Regions from separate parts of the Homo sapiens genome. Here region 2 is linked to region 1. Evidence: chromatin loops called from intact Hi-C (ENCODE). Cell type or tissue: Caco-2. All regions are shown on one strand. Links, peaks and the distances in the headings refer to the core of each region. The heading gives the core; the rest is flanking DNA. Region 1 has its middle 130 kb from the start of LINC00494. Region 2 has its middle 220 kb from the start of LINC00494.

Evidence for each region. A loop is a pair of places that touch in the nucleus more often than their neighbours do. Peaks named below come from ENCODE experiments on the same cell type or tissue, not always from the same donor. Only the 100,000 strongest peaks of a DNase experiment are listed, where the experiment ranks them.
Region 2: it touches region 1 in a loop (2.4-fold over the local background); 1 of 110 quality-filtered maps calls a loop at or near these places.

Annotation. Positions count from the first base shown.
Region 1 is chr20:48,484,633-48,490,003 of GRCh38, forward strand. No RefSeq gene overlaps it. Among named protein-coding and RNA genes, the nearest start is that of LINC00494, 130 kb to the left of the region's middle. RefSeq lists enhancers at 4,078-4,207, 4,608-4,707 and a silencer at 4,718-4,918. In Caco-2, for the core only: no CTCF peak of the experiment used is centred there; DNase peaks (open chromatin) are centred at 730, 2,769 and 4,162.
Region 2 is chr20:48,575,600-48,580,970 of GRCh38, forward strand. No RefSeq gene overlaps it. Among named protein-coding and RNA genes, the nearest start is that of LINC00494, 220 kb to the left of the region's middle. In Caco-2, for the core only: a CTCF peak has its summit at 3,020 (motif pointing left); a DNase peak (open chromatin) is centred at 2,997.

The sequences.
Region 1 (5,371 bases), core at 197-5,196:
TTTTCCTTTTTTTTTTTTTTTTTTGGACACAGGTTCTTGTTCTGTCACCCACCCAGGCTGGATTACAGGGGCATGATCTTGACTCACTGCAGCCTCAACCTTCCAGGCTCAGATGATCCTCCTGCCTCCTCAGTAGCTGGGACCACAGGCATGTGCCACCACATCTGGCTTTTTTTTTTTTTTAAGACATGAAGTCTCGCCACATTGCCCAGGCTGGTGGATTACAGGTGTCAGCCACCACACCTGGCTCCCTTCCCTATCTCACCTGACAGTGTCTCTACATCCCCATCTCTTACCACTCTCCCAATTTCTTAGATACTCTGTCCCCATCTCTGATCCTCCTGATCTCTGGCCTTTGCACTTGCTGTTCCTTCCACCTAGTGTGCTGTTCCCTCAAATCACCCATGGCAGCCCCTTCTTATCCTTCAGGACTCAGCCCACATGTCACCTCCTCAGAGAGGCCTTCCCAGACCACCCAAAATGAGACAGTAGCTCCACCCCCATGACTCTTTATCCCATCTCCCAATCTGTGTCCTTTATTGTATCTTTCACAGTCTGAATGATGTTTATGTGTTGACCTGCATGCTGTCCATCCTCATAGACTGGAACTTCCTGAGAGTGTCATGAGATCAGATGGCTCTTACGGCTCTTACTCACCGCTGTGTCCCAGACACCAGCACAGCAGCCTGTGTTTAAAGATGGTCTGTCAATATTTGTTAAGTGACTGGACAGATACGGAAGTGGACAGTTACACTGACAGTTTTTACAGGGGGACGTGTTGCTTTGTCTTCGACTTGTTCCATTGTTCTCGTATATAACGTGGGCCTGACCAGAAGGAGGTGCTGCTTGGACATGACAAAAAACTTTCACACAATCTGTTGGACAATAAACCACATAAGTACCCCTTCTCTATCCATTATTCTACACCTTTGTGGATACATCAATAGATTTCATGTGGGCTCAGGAATTTTGAAATATATATTTTAACAAATTGCTCATATAGACAGGGATCCTAAAATATAGACAGACATATAGATAGTCACCTGAGCCCTGCACACTCTACGCATGACTTTGCAATCCATCCTTTGAGGAAGTCTGCAGCAAAGACGGCCCTTCAGAGCTGTGATGAATCGAGTCAAGGGGCTGGACCTTTAGACCCCTGTGTTTACTACTAGTCTTTGGAGATGGAGGGACCCCAGGAAGGGTGACTGGGCAAAGCAGCTCCTGTCAGCCAGGGGCATTTTCTGGGGAGGGTCTCAGCTGTGAGCTCTCAGCAGGCAACCCCCTGGGCAGTGGGGCATGCATGCCTGCTCCTGAAAGGGGATGTGGGGGACACATCCCAGCATCTGCTCCAAGCCATGAATCTTTCTCACCAAGGCCATTGTGCAAAAGCTTCCTGACAGGCCTCCCTTCTTCCACTCTTGCTTTCCCTATTTTCCACACAGCAGCCAGAGGAAGCCTGTGAAACCCAGGTCAGGTCCTGTGCTTCCTCTGCTCAGAACTCTCCATGGTTTCCACATACTCAGAGTAAAACCCCGAGCTTCATGATAACCATGAGGCCCGCAGCTTCTGCCCCCAAGGCTTCTCTGACCTCACCTCCCGCTGCTCCTCTCCTCACTCGGCCGCAGCTGTGGCTCCCTCCCTGATTTTCCTGGAACATGCCAGCACACCTGTTGCTGGCTTTGTACTCACTATTCTTTTGCCTGGAAGGCTCCACCCTTGTCATCCTGGCCCACAGCCTCAGCTCCTCCGGTCTTTGCTCAAATGGTGGCTTCTCAGCGGGGTCTTCCCTGACCATCCTACTGAAAATCAACAACCACCCCCCATAGGGGGTTGAACAAGGGCCCCCCATACATGTCTACATTCAAACCCCTGGGACCTGTGTATATGTCCATTGCAAAGAGGTTTTGCTGATGTAATTAAGTAAAGGATCTTGAGATAGAAAGATGACTCTAGATGACCTGGCTGGGCCCAGTGTAATCACAGGGGTCCTTATAAGAGGGAGGCAGGAGAGTCTGAGTCAGAGGAGCTATAGTGACAGGGCAGAGACTGGAATCATGTGCTTGAATATGGAGGAAGGGGCCGCGAGCCCAGGAATACAAGGGGCTTAAAGGAAAACACAGGCCAGACCAGCACTTTGGGAGGCAGAGGCAGGTGGATCACTTGAGGTCAGGAGTTCGAGACCAGCCAGGCCAACATGGTGAAATACCATCTCTACTAACACAAAAAAAATTAGCCGGACATGGTGCACACACATGTAGTCCCAGCTACTTGGGAAGTTGAGGCAGAAGAATATCTTGAACCCAGGAGGCAGAGGCTGCAGTGAGCCAAGATTGGACCACTGCACTGCAGCCTGGGCAATAGAGTGAGATTCTGCCTCTAAAAAAAAGAAAGAGACAAAGAAAGATGGCAGGGCGGGGTGTTGGGGAGAGAGAGAGAGAGAGAGAAAAGAAGGAAGGAAGGAAGGAAGGAAGGACAGGAGGAAGGGAAAGGAAAGGAGAGGAGAGGAGAAAGAAGGAAAGAAAGAAAGAAAGAAAGAAAGAAAGAAAGAAAGAAAGAAAGAAAGAAAGAAAGAAAGAAAGAAAGAAAGAAAGAGAAAAAAGAAAGAAAGAAAGAAAGAAATAGAAAGAAAGAAAATACAGACACTGAAAACGCAAAGAATCCTGCCCTCAGCGCTTCTAGCAGGAGCCAGCCCTACTGACGCCTTGACTTAGCCCAGTAAAACCGACGGCAGACTCCTGACCTCCAGAGCTAGGACAGAGTCCATCTGTGCTGTTTGAAGCTATCAAGTTGGTGGTGATTTGTCACAGCAACCACAGGAAGCTAACACACCCTCCCACATACCTGGAGCTTCCTATCCCCAAGCCTGCTGAATGTCTCCCTGTAGCATGGATTAGCAGCTGACATGTGTACCTTTCACTGATTTGTTTCTCCTTCTCCACTTACTGAATGTCTGCTTCATAAAAGCAGGAATTTTGTTTGTTGCAAGATCCCCTGCACCTAGCACAGTGCCTGGCAGATAGCAAGTGCTCAGCAAACATCCTCTGCAATGCTGTACCTGAGTCCTGAGGAGGGAGGAGGAGCAGATACTGGGATGAGCCAGGGGACAGAGCTCCCGGCAGAGGCAGAAGCAAGGGTAGAGTCTGAGTCACAACCAATCCCATCCTTCTAGATGGCTGCTGTAGGACCCATGGATAAACTTCCTCCTAGCCCTGCCTCCACAGAGAAGTCCCTTCAACTGAAGCCATGGAAGCTGGAAACTCACTTAAGAGCCCCTACAGTGAGAGATTAAGAGCATAGGCCCTGAAGCCAGGCTGCCTAGGTTCAAATCTCAGCTCTGCCACTCAGTAGCTGAGTGACTCTGGGCTAGTTAATTAACCTCTCTGTGCTAATTTCCACATCTACAGAATAAGGATAATGATAGTGCCCATCTCATAGGGCTATTGTGAGGATTGAAATAGCTAATGCATTTAGCACAGTGCCTGACACACAGTACACATGATCTGCTCTTCCTATTTGGGTGGAAAAGTCCAGCAAGTTGCAAAGATTGCTAAAAAGCAATGAGAGTATACCAAGGTGTCTAAACTGACAAGCAAAGGGTATGATTAAAAGACAAGCCAGGTTGGCAGCAGAACATCAGCTTTCTTTGTGCCTGGGCCATAGACAAGGAATTGAAAGGTAGCCTGGCAACGATTCGAGAAAAATTAATCACCCCTGCTGCCTTCCTGCCCCTGCCCATCCCATTTAACCTGCACTCTCCCGCCCCCTGCCCTATCCCTAAAGGGATCCTGGAGCCTCCTGTTGCACAGGCCGGGCTGTGACATTCACAACACACCCCAGCTGGGCCCAGCGAGTTGTTTTCCAGCCCCATCTGCCCAGACACAGCCCCGTGAAGAGAGGGCCAAATGCACAGCCAGGGCTGTGTTGACTGCAGAAGGGATAGAAGAAAATAGATGGGGTGGGGTCTGCACAGTGAGGGTTGGTGCATCATGTGGGTCTCACATGTAGCTTCCCTCCAACAAGCCCCCTGCAATCCCCACCAGATGTAAGGAGGGAGGGGTGAAAGTGGGGTTTCCGCCAGAGGTAGCAGAGCTGGGGAGGGGCCCAGGCTGCAGGGACCTGTGTACAGGGCATGAGATGTCATTGGGGACTTCCTACATGAGACGCAGTGAGTCATCAGGGTGCAGGGTGGAGGCTCTGAAGGAAGAGCCCAGGGGAATATGGGAAAGAGGTGACATGAGAATCCATTAGCCACCACCCCAGTCCTTCACATGAGAACTCATCAGCCACCACCCCAATCCTTCCCTCCTCTGTTCAGGAGCAGGGCCGGGGCCCAGGAGACAGGGTGAGCTTTCTGCAGGAGGGACACCCGCCCTGAGAGGAACCTGGGCTGTCATAGCCGCACAGACACTGCAAGCCAGGAGCAGTGGCCACACCCGTGGAGCAGAGGAATCAGAAGGGGGCAGAAACAGAGGCTTGTCACCTGAGGGCTGTGAGCATGTGTTTGCCGTGACCAAGGGGAGACAAAGCAAGTGACAGAGATGCCTTCTCGTCTGCGGGGATTCCCTCTGCAGGTCTCCAGGGACAGTGGGTCTGAGGGGCAGGAACGGTGGGGGGGCTATCACAGGTGCCGCATCAGGATGTCCCCTTCTGCCCTGAGCAGCGGGCAGTCCCCTCGAAGATGCCACGTCATCAGCCTCTGGCCCGAGGGCTTCCCAGAGCCTCCCTTTCTCCGTTTTGGGTGACTTGGGCAGGCACTGGCGTCTACATCTGTGTACTCTTGGCCCCTAGTGGGTGTGACCTGGGCCCTCCCATCAGACACACTTCAATCTCATCCCACACAGCCCAGGGCCAGGCCTTGGCACCTCATGCACAGACTCAGACAACGCACCTGCGATCCGGGCGCTGAGACTCTGCACGTGGCCTCATCCCAGTGTCTCAGAGGGAAATGAGGCTTGAATTTCTCCTGGCACACTGGACACCCCGCATCTCACGGTGCTGCATAAGAGGATGCTTGGCCCTGCATCCTCCCTACAATAACCATCATTTAATAAGGCCAGAAGTGGAGAAGGCGAGGCTGATGGGGCCGCCATGTGTTCAAAAGCAGCCCCCACCCACGCACAAGCAGCCCTCAGAGGCGTCCAGGCAGCTCCAACCAGCAGATAACAGGCACCAGAATGTGCAGAGCCAGCCCAGATCACAGCCTGGATCTCAATTTGCAAGAAAGAACTTGCCAGGTTGAGCAGCTGCCACGAGTCCGGATGGCTTGGCATTTTCTCCTGGAGGCTGTTCTGAGAGCCAGACCGGGGGTGGGGGCCCCTTGGCCACTATGGGTCCCTGCAGTCTGCACCGAGCTTGGAGTCACCAGGCT
Region 2 (5,371 bases), core at 99-5,098, 91 kb after region 1:
AGAGGAAGGGAAGGAAGGAGGGAGGGAGGGAAGGAGGAAAGAAGGAAGGAAGGAAGGAAAGAAGGAAGGAAGGGAGGGAGGGAGTGAAGGAGGGAGGGAGGGAGCAGAGGGGAGGAGGGGAGGGAGGGAGGGAGGCCCAAGGTCTGAAAGCCAGTGCTTCCAAGGGTAACCCTTTCCCCTTGACCCTTGCTCTTGCCCCCACAGTGTAGGAAGTTGAACTTTATTCTGCTGACATATCTGTGTTTGAGCTTCCAGACAAACTTCATATCTGCAACTGCGACAGTTCTGTCCCAGGCAGGATCCCAGCAGGAGGCAGATAGCAGATCTGCAGAGGGAAACTGAGGAGTGTACAATGGAGGGAGTGTTTACAAGGAGATAGCAGGTTAAAGGACCCCAAAGAGATGGTGACGGCCCCCAGGACTAGCATCAGAGGGAAGGGAAGCTGTTAGGACCCCAGGCCTGAAGCCGCCAAGGAAGAAGATGATGCGGAAGCCAGCAAGCGCTGCATGTGCAGGAGAGGATCCACTGCCCGGCATGAGCACGGCCTTGGGAAGAGAAACTCAGCTCTGCCAGCCTCTGCACTGCAAGCCTTTTGTCGAACATATGTTTAAATAAATAAAAGAAAAAGCAGCAGTTTTTAATTTTGATGCAACCCAATTCATCTTTTTTGATGGCTGGTGCTATTTACATCCTATCTAAGGAATGCCTGTGTTCCCTTCTAGAAGTTTTAGAGTTTCAGCTTCTATGTTTAAGTCTGCAATCTATTTAACGTTAATTTTTGTATGGTATGAGTTAGAGGTTGAAGTTCATTTTTACCCTTTTTGAGTATTCATTTACTTCTAAACCATTTGTTGAAAAGACTTTCTTTTCCCCATTGAATTACCTTGTGCCCCTGGTGAACATTGGTTGAATATATACAGACGCCTTCACCCTACCCCAGCCCTGGGGAAGCCCTGCTCTCATCCAGGCTCCTGGGTCTGGGTTTGAGGCCCCCTTGGGGCTCTCACCCTGGCCCTGTGGTGTGGGCATCTCAGCATAATGCCCCGGCTTCCCACCCTGCCACCCTCCCAGCATCACCCATGCCCCTCTCCCTGCTGTGGACCTGGTCCAGTGGCTGCCAGGTGGGTTCTGTGCACTAGCTCCTGGTCTGGGCCCTTGCTCCATGGGTGACTATGGACAAGGGGGTGCCCCTTCCTGGGCCTCAGTCTCCCCATCTTTACAATTTGAGACCTGATCAGGTTAAGGCCCTTCCAGCACAAATGTTCCATAATTCTGTGATTCCACAAAGAGAATCCAAGAAAGTTCCATGGAGCTTAACCAGGGGCAGCCATCTCCCTCTGCCTGGAGCTCCGGATGAGGCCCAGGTCTGTAGGGCACCATGTTGGGGCTGAGATAGTGGGGACAGAACAGTTGGCCCTGCTGAGAAGAGGAGGGATGTGTGTGCGGGGTGGGGGGCATATACACATGGATGCACATTTGTGTGTGCACAGCTGTATATACATTCTGTGATTGGGTGGGGATGCTGATGCTTGAGTACTATACACAGGTGTGGCGCAGCACAGCATGATCTGTGGGGGCTTGACCTGTTTGTACACATGTGAATGTTCATCTCCATGTGTGGTGCCTGGGCCAGGTATCCATGCAGGTGCATGCATGTGGGTGCACACATGTGCATATGTGGGAGCGTGTGGACGTGCACTGGGGCTGTGTGCTTGGGGCTCACATTTATCTCATGCCTGTTGCTTGCCAGCCATTCTTCTAAGCACTTTCCATGCATTAACTCACGCAACCCCCATGATGGCTTTATCTGAGATTGTTTCTCAGGTTTGAGGAAACTGAGGCTCACAAGGGTTAAACCATGTGACCCAAATGACAGGTTCAGAAGTGGTGAAGCTGGGGGTTGGACCCAGGCTGTCTGGTCTCAGAATGAGTGATGTGGCCCATGTCTGTGGGGTCTGTGTAGACAGCGGGGCGTTTGCATTCAACTGTTTCAGGGGGTGTGCACCTGTGTGTGAGATGGCGGGAAAGGTTCTGCGTGTGTGCATACATGGTGGAGTGTACGTGTGTGTAGGTACAGGCATGTGTTGTAGACAGGCTTTGCACACACATGCAGGTTTGTGCTCACACGTGTGCATCTACCAGTGTCCCCATGGGTGGGTGCTTGGGCATGTGCACAGGCACATTGGTGGGGACGTGTGAATTTGCACCCCAGCATGATAGAGGGGAACCTCGGGGCCCTGGCAGAGAACAGAGGGAAGCCAAGCTCTCTGGGAGGAGAGCAGCCTGCTCTGTGAGTTGCATTCCACGCTGCACATTTGTGTTTTCCAAACCGGGGGATGGAGCACTAACGGGTGTCAGCCGCCCTTGGAGAATGAGGGATGTGGAGAGAAGGGCCTCCTGGGCTGCTCCTTATTGCACAGATTGCTTTTAGGGGACACATATGAGGCTGGTCTTACTGAGACAAGGGGTATGGCCCCAAGACAGGCCTCACTCATGACCTAGCGCCTCCCGGGAACTTCTCAGGGTGTTACAGGTGGAAGATTGGAGACACCCTGCCCTGGAGCTGGGCGCGAAGCCCTGGGCTGAAAGTTTTCCTGGCCAGTTTGAGCTCCGTGACCCTGGAGAGGTGCCTCCCACCTCTCAGACTCGGTTTCCTGCTCTGGGAGAAGAAGCCACAGCGGCATCCGTGATTTCTGTCTGGATGTGTCCGTCCTGCCCACCTTTGACCTTCCCTTGTGGACTTGGTCCGCCTCACGCTGAGCCATGGTATGGACCAGGTGGGGCTGACCCAGCACTGGCCTGGGGGGATGTGTGACCCCAGGGCGACCATGCAGAATGCTCCATCCTCCTGGACTCTGATTGGAAGTGGGAGGGACATTGTTTCCTGTGGCCACTGTAACAAGTCACCACAAACAAGGTGGCTCACAACAAAGACATTCACATCTCATGGCCCTAAGGCTGGAAGCCTGAAGTCAGGGTGGCTGTGGCTCCCTCTGGAGGCTCAGGGCATGGGGGGAGAATTCGTTCTTGGCCTTTTCCAGCTTCAGATGGCTGCCGGCATTCCTTGGCTGTGGCCACATCGCTCCAGTCTCTGCCACCATGGCCACATTGCCTCCTCCTCTGTCTTCTCTTCCCTCTCATAAGGACCCGTGACAGTATTTAGGGTCCACTCAAAATAATCCAGAATCATTTCCTCATCCCAGGATCCTTACCTTAGTCACATCTGCAAAGACCTCTTTTCCAAATACGTGGGCACCGCAGGTTCCAGGTATTTGATGTGGACATCTTTCCTGGGGGCTGTTCTGTGGGTTTTCACAGACATGTGACCACAATAGGCCAATGGGAGCCTGCCCTGGGGCTTCTGCAGGTTTTGCGGGAAAGAGACGTTCTCTGTGCCCCGAGGCTGCTGAGCTGAGGGGTGGAAGCCAGGAGCTGCCAGTGGTCGTCATGGTCCCCCATGGAAACTACCTACTTGGGAGTGAAGCCAACACAGAGGACAGCAGAGCACAGAGATGGAGACGGACTGCGTCGTGGCCAGATTGTTGGAGCCCTGGAGCCAGCTGGGTCAGAAGCCCAATACGCCTGACTTCATTACATGGGCTGGGAGGTTTTCTTGTTTCACTTATTTCTGTTTGAACTGAGCTTCTGTCCCTTACAACCAGAGGAATCTTATTTATTTATTTATTTATTTATTTATTTATTTATTTATTTATTTATTTATTTTTTGAGACGGAGTCTCGCTGCCGCCCAGGCTGGAGTGCAGTGGCGCGATCTCAGCTCACTGCAGGCTCCACCCCCCAGGGTTCACGCCATTCTCCTGCCTCAGCCTCCCGAGTAGCTGGGATTACAGGCACCCGCCACCACACCTGGCTAATTTTTTGTATTTTTAGTAGAGACGGTGTTTCACCATGTTAGCCAGGATGGTCTCGATCTCCTGACCTCGTGATCCGCCCGCCTCGGCCTCCCAAAGTGCTGGGATTACAGGCCTGAGCCACCGCTCCCGGCCAACCACAGGAATCTTGACCAACAGAGCTCGGGGTTATTCTTGGGGTCACCTAAATGATGGGACCAGGCAGACCTATGGAAGAAACTGTTGCTTCACAAAGGCCGTGTCCTGTCTATCTGGGGACCAGAGGCTGCTGAGCAGTTTCTCCAGGAGGGGCAGGGCTGTGCAGAGTCCCCTCTCCCACCTTCAGGATGGCCTCAGGCTCAGGTCACAATGGGGAGCCACGGTGCCGAGCTCTCAGCCCCTCTTCCCAAGGATCATGCAGGGTCTGACCAATGAACTCAGCTGATCCCAGTCAGATGTGTCTGCAATTGGCAGTGGCTCCCTGGAGAGGGCAGGACTTGAGCCAGATGAAGGAAGGGAGAGGTATACAGAGCACATACCATGCTTGAAAAAATGGAATATGAGGGTGTGGTGGTGCAGACCTGCAGTCCCAGCTACATGGGAGGCTGAGGTGGGAGGATCACTTGAGCCTGGGAGGCCAAGGCTTCAGTGAGCCATGATTGCGCCACTGCACTCCAGCCTGGACAACAGAGAGAGACCCTGTCTCAAAAAAAAAAAAAAAAAAAAGTCGAATATGAGTCATTTGTCCAATGTCCATCCCCCTCCCCTCCCCGGGCCTGGATGCTCCTAAAGGTAGGGCTGGTGCACCTGCAGTTCACCCCTTCTAGGGTCGTGGCCTCCCAGAATCCAACTCAGATCCTATCCCTCCTCTGCTCAAGCCCTGCAGTGGCTCCCAACTCACTCAGAACAAAAGCCAAAGTCGGGGACCAGGCACAGTGGCTCACGCCTGTAATCCCAGCACTTTGGGAGGCTGAGGTGGGTGGATCACCTGAGGTCAGGAGTTCGAGACCAGCCTGGCCAACATACTAATCCCATCTCTACTAATAATACAAAATATTAGCCAGGCATCATGGTGCAGGCCTGTAATCCAAGCTACTCAGGAGGCTGAGGCAGGAGAGTCGCTTGAACCCGGGAGGCAGAGGTTTCAGTGGGCCAAGATTATGCCATTGCACTCCAGCCTGGGCGACAAGAGTGAAACTCCGTCTCAAAAAAAAAAAAAAAAAGCCAAAGTCCTCGCAATGGCACATGAGGCCTTAATCCACTGGTCTCACCCCACTGCCCTGTCAGCTTTCACCTCAGGGCCTTTGCACTTCCTTCCATCTTACAGGAATTCTCTACCCTAAGACATGCACGTTACTCATTTCCTCCCATTTTTACTCAAATGTCACCTTGTTAGTGAGGCTGTCCCCAGCCACCCCATCCACACTGCACACCCCATCCTCCCCTCCTGCTCTCTTTTTCTCCATGGCTCTGTCAGTCACTATTATTATATAAGTAATACACTCATTGATTTTTTTGTTT